2 separate regions of the Mus musculus genome follow, and region 2 is linked to region 1. A link is a loop called in an ENCODE intact Hi-C map of the cell type or tissue named here. Cell type or tissue: heart. All regions are shown on one strand. Each heading gives the region's core, and the rest is flanking DNA. Links, peaks and the distances in the headings are about the cores only. Region 1 holds the start of Zfp119b (zinc finger protein 119b). Region 2 holds the start of Zfp119a (zinc finger protein 119a).

Evidence for each region. Peaks named below come from ENCODE experiments on the same cell type or tissue, not always from the same donor. Only the 100,000 strongest peaks of a DNase experiment are listed, where the experiment ranks them.
Region 2: it touches region 1 in a loop (8-fold over the local background); 8 of 42 quality-filtered maps call a loop at or near these places.

The regions. Positions count from the first base shown.
Region 1 is chr17:55,944,236-55,947,048 of GRCm38, forward strand. It overlaps Zfp119b (zinc finger protein 119b), which reads right to left and starts at 1,024. Exons shown (of 4, transcript NM_146249.4): 1 at 937-1,024. The coding sequence starts at 939. In heart, for the core only: no CTCF peak of the experiment used is centred there; DNase peaks (open chromatin) are centred at 776 and 1,106; H3K4me3 peaks cover 1,689 bases; H3K27ac peaks cover 1,380 bases.
Region 2 is chr17:55,877,746-55,880,558 of GRCm38, forward strand. Zfp119a (zinc finger protein 119a) reads right to left here and starts at 1,208. Exons shown (of 4, transcript NM_144546.6): 1 at 1,115-1,208. The coding sequence starts at 1,117. In heart, for the core only: no CTCF peak of the experiment used is centred there; a DNase peak (open chromatin) is centred at 1,336; H3K4me3 peaks cover 1,914 bases; H3K27ac peaks cover 1,829 bases.

The DNA of each region.
Region 1 (2,813 bases), core at 154-2,653:
ATAACCTTCCTTACCTTGTCTAAGTAGAGATTAAACAATTGGAGGCCTGCAAACTCAGGGGTTTTTTGTTATGTTTTTTCTGTTTGTTGTTGTTCTTTTGTTTGGTTTGGTTTTGGCTTTTTCAAGACAGGGATTCTCTGTGTAGCCCTGGCTGTCCTGGACCTCACTCTGTAGACCAGGCTGGCCTCGAACTCAGAAATCCACCTGCCTCTGCCTCCCAAGTGCTGGGATTAAAGGCGTGCGCCACCACTGCCTGACCAAACTCAGATCTAAGTATGTATCTTTTCTCTGTATTATCCCTTGTTTCCCTCCCCACCCAGTTCTCTCAGGGAACCGGAAAAACCTGCCTGCACAGTACTTCCTGGGAAAGAATAGAGATCAACAGAACATGAGAACAAACTTAGACAGAAAAAAAAAAAAATACACAAGTAAAATAGAGTAAATGTTGATGAAAGAGACCAGGAAACCCAGTGAGCCTGGCCTTACTAACACACGTTACTGGACGGTCAAGGCATCTACAAGTCTGTGTCGATGGCAAACACTTTGCATCTGCACAGAGCTAACTGCGGACGGATCCTACTCCTGAACATCAAGTGCCAAGTGCAGAACTTGTAGAAGACACCGGAGAAACTAGGGTTCTCCATGTCAGCATATCTGCCTTCCCTGGACACAGGAAAAGCAGCTGAGGCGCTCACTGCATGGTGACGTCAGCAACAAGGATGTTTTCACTCCAGGACCCGCGCCCCACACTCTGCGCAGGCGCAGCCCGGGATCGAAGTCAGACGTCGCGCTTCCGCTCCGGAGGTGCAGGGACCTCAGGTGAACAAACGCAATCACGCCGGGCGGCGAGTCTGACCGCCGGTTCCCGCACCCCGGGAGGAACCCAACACAGTCTCCCGCGGCTCCTCCCCGCGTGGGGACGGCGGCCCCGCTCACCATGGCGTGGAGACCGAGCTCGCCCCGCTCTCCTCACAGCTCCCGGCAGCGGGTGGCAGACCAGGACACAGAACCACAAGAGCCTCCCTCAGACCCGAGCCCGAACCTTTAGTATTAGGGAACGGAAGTGCTCTCCCCATTCTGGCTAGCGGATCCATGCGGCCGTGATTGGCTAGTGAGGAATGAGTGACAGCTCCCCTAGACACCGAGGGCTGTGAAGTGTCACAGCACAGTGGTTCCCAGTCCTGGTCTCCGCTCAGGCACAGAACTGTCCCAGACGCGGAGAGACAGGGACATATCGCCACAGAACTTGCGCCTGTTAGCGTACAGGCAGGTCCACAAACCTACTCTCGGGGACCTAGCAGAGACTTCTGTCATCAGATGCCATCATTTGCTGATGCCACCAGGCGCGCCCGGTCTGTTTCAGGATGAATGTATCCACCTAAGCCACCGGAGCTCTCTCCCTACTCAGCAGGCCGTCTCTCTGTTCCCCGTGTGCGCTTCTTTCTCTCTCTGTCTGTCATGTCCACTTCTCTGCCTCTGTCCCTTCCCCAGGACCTCAGTCCCCCAACCCCCACCCCCAATAAAGTTTTTTTACACCAGATGCATGGCGTAATTTCTCAGGACACACTTCGGCTCGATCTGCCAAAGCTACTTCACCTTACTATATAATGTTTCCTAACAGCAGGACTGCAGTCGTCCCTGCTCTGCTGCACCCAGGAGGCTATTTAATCTAGGCACAAGGTCTCTAGCATACACAGATCACTAAACAACCTCAAGTGGAGTGATCCACCTGCCTCACAGCCAAAAGGGCACCCAGACTATCCAGGTCAAATTTAAACCTCCTGGTTGATATTCACCGGGCATCAACCATTTTTTAAAAAGACTCATCTAAATTGCTCACACTTCTCTCAGTTAAACACTGGTAGCCAAAACACACATTCCCAGCCTTTAGTGGTTGCACTGGCTCATCATGCCAGCACTTGGGAAATGGAGTCAGGACATCAAAAGTTTAAGCCTAGTATAAAGAGTAGTTCCAGGACAGCCAGGGAGGGATACACAAAGCAATCCTGTCTCACAAAAAAAAAAAAAGTTTAAACCAGCTTGGTCTATGAACCCAAACACCAACTATTCTGGCCCCCAAAGGGGAGGTGACCAGGGTGAGAACCTGGGAGGAGAAGACAAAAATAGAAAGTTTGGGGTCACTATGTCTTGCATAACATGATGGCTCATGTTAAGCAAGTTTTTTCAGATGATATACAGCTCTGATACACTATAGGTGGAGAATGAGACAGTCAGCAGAAAGATAATTTAGCAATGTTGGCTAGAAGGACACAGGATAGATACCTCATAGTGAGCACACACTGGCCATGAGACTGATACCCATGAGACTGATAACTGAAGACCGTGGTTCCTTTGACTCCTTCAAGATGCTTGCCCAAGCACCAGACCAGACCTTCCCAAGTCTGCTCTTGGAGAGGTCACAAAAGCAATGATCCCTTGGTGCTTTCATCGGGGCATCTGAGAAAGCCTTGGATAGGCCTAGCTCCCCAAAGACCCACCTCCAACCTAAACAAAAACACATATGAAAATAGGAACCCAAGAATCAATTCATGGACAGCTAGTGCTGAGAAAGAAAGAGTAGGAGAGATTGGAGATGACAGCTACATGATAGGGAATAATAAACTACTAATGGCACCAAAAGTTGATTTTTTTTAAAACCATAATTGAAACACCTTTAGCTAAACTACCTTTTGAAAAAAGGCCGACACAAATTGCTAATTTCTCACATGCATTTAGAGTCAAGAGTGGTGGTCTGTTCTTGGAATCCCACCACATGGAATGGTGAGTCCGAAGCATCACAAGTTTAAGGCCTG
Region 2 (2,813 bases), core at 237-2,736, 66 kb before region 1:
AGAAGGAAAGATTGGACCAAGGCAACCCTGTGGGGCATAAATCAAATCATATAGGCAATGAGAATAAGAGCATTTTTGTGACATCTGAACAGAAAGAGAGAGCAAGATTAGAAGGAGAATACAGAGTGGAACAACTTAGAAACCATAGATAACATAAAAAAAAAAAAAAACAACTATGAGAGCAATGTACAGAATGCAGAGGGAAGAGAAAAAAAAAAGAGCTGCAGAGAGCAGAAGGAGCAGGCAGACTTCTCCTTACTATGGGACAGAACAGGTCTTTTCTAACTAACAAGGAAGGTTTGGTCTTAGTAAATAAAGAGAACAAAGCTTTACTCCTCTACACTAACTCCTCTAGAGGGGTTACAGGCTTCCTTAAAATAACCTTCCCTAACTTGTCTAAGAAGAAATTAAACAATTGGAGGCCTGCAAACTCAGGTTTAAGTGTGTATCTTTTCTCTGATTGCTCGCTATTATCCCTTGTTTCCCTCCCCACCCAGTTCTCTCAGAGAACCGGGAAAACCTGCCTGCACAGTACTTCCTGGGAAAGAATAGAGATCAACAGAACATGAGAGAAAATTTAGAAAGAAAAGAAAAAAAAACACACAACTAAAATAGAGTAAATGTTGATGAAAGAGGCCAGGAAACCCAGTGAGCCTGGCCTTACTAACACACGTTACTGGACGGTCAAGGCATCTACAAGTCTGTGTCGATGGCAAACACTTTGCATCTGCACAGAATTAACTGCGGACGGATCATACATCAGAACCTCAGGTGCCAAGTGCAGAACTTGTAGAAGACACCGGAGAAACTAGGGTTCTCCATGTCAGCACATCTGCCTTCCCTGGACACAGGAAAAGCAGCTGAGGCGCTCACTGCATGGTGACGTCAGCAACAAGGATGTTTTCACTCCAGGACCCGCGCCCCACACTCTGCGCAGGCGCAGCCCGGGATCGAAGTCAGACGTCCGGCTTCCGCTCCGGAGGTGCAGGGACCTCAGGTGAACAAACGCAATCACGCCGGGCGGCGAGTCTGACCGCCGGTTCCCGCACCCCGGGAGGAACCCCACACAGTCTCCCAAGGCTCCTCCCCGCGTGGGGACGGCGGCCCCGCTCACCATGGCGTGGAGACCGAGCTCGCCCCGCTCTCCTCACAGCTCCCGGCAGCGGGTGGCAGACCAGGACACGGAACCACAAGAGCCTCCCTCAGACCCGAGCCCGAACCTTTAGTATTAGGGAACGGAAGTGCTCTCCCCATTCTGGCTAGCGGATCCATGCGGCCGTGATTGGCTAGTAAGGAATGAGTGACAGCTCCCCTAGTCACCGAGGGCTGTGAAGTATCACAGCACAGTGGTTCCCAGTCCTGGTGTCCGCTCAGGCACAGAACTGTCTCAGACGCGGAGAGACAGGCATTGCCATAGAACTTGCGCCTGTTAGCGTACAGGCAGGTCCACAAGCCTACTCTCGGGGACCTAGCAGAGACTTCTGTCATCAGATGCCATCACCTGCCGATGCCATCAGGCGCGCCCGGTCTGTTTCAGGATGAATGTATCCACCCACCAGCCACCGGAGCTCTCTCCCTACTCGGCAGGCCGTCTCTCTGTTCCCGGTGTGCGCTCCTTTCTCTCTCTGCCTGTCATATGCCCACTTCTCTGCCTCTGTCCCTTCGCCAGGACCTCAGTCCCCCAACCCCCACCCCCCAATAAAGCTTTTTTACACCAGATGCATGGCGTAATTTCTCAGGACACACTTCAGCTCGATCTGCCAAAGCTACTTCACCTCACTCCATTATGTTTCCTAACAGCAGGACTGCACAGTCGTCCCTGCTCTGCTGCACTCAGGAGGCTCCTTAATCTAGGCACAAGGTCTCTAGCATACACAGATCACTAAACAACCTCAAGTGGAGTGATCCACCTGCCTCACAGCCAAAAGAGCATCCAGACTATCCAGGTCAAATTTAAACCTCCTGGTTGATATTCACCAGGCATCATCCATTTTTAAAAAGACTCATCTAAATTGCTCACACTTCTTTCAGCTAAACACTGGTAGCCAAAACACTAACACATTCCCAGCCTTTAGTGGTTGCACTGGCTCATTATGCCAGCACTTGGGAAGTGGAGTCAGGACATCAAAAGTTTAAGCCTAGTAATTCCAGGACAGCCAGGGAGGATACACAAAGAAATCCTGTCTCCAAAAAAAAAAAGTTTAAACCAGCTTGGTCTATGAACCCAAACACCAACTATTCTGGCCCCCAAAGGGGAGGTGACCAGGGTGTGATCAAGTGACCATAGGTGTGTGGGTTCATTTCTGGGTCTTCAATTCTGTTCCATTGATCTACCTGCCGGTCTCTATACCAATACCATGCAGTTTTTATCACTATTGCTCTGTAATACAGCTTGAGGTCAGGGATAGTGAATTCCCCCAGAATTTCTTTTATCATTGAGAATAGTTTTCATTATCCTGTTTCGTTTTGTTTTACTTTTTTTGTTATTCCAGATGAATTTGCAAATTGCTCTTTCTAACTGTGTGAAGAATTGAGTTGGAATTTTGATGGGGATTACATTGACTCGGTAGATTGTATGGGGCAAGGTGGCCATTTTTACTATATTAATCCTGCCAATCCATGAGCATGGGAGATCATTCCATCTTCTGAGATCTTCCATTTCTTTCTTCAGGGACTCGAAGTTCTTGTCATACAGATCTTTCATTTGCTTGGTTAGAGTCACACTAAGGTATGTAATAGTACCGTGACTATTGTGAAGGGTGTCATTTCCCTAATTTCTTTCTCAGCCTGTTTATCATTTGAGTACAGGAAGG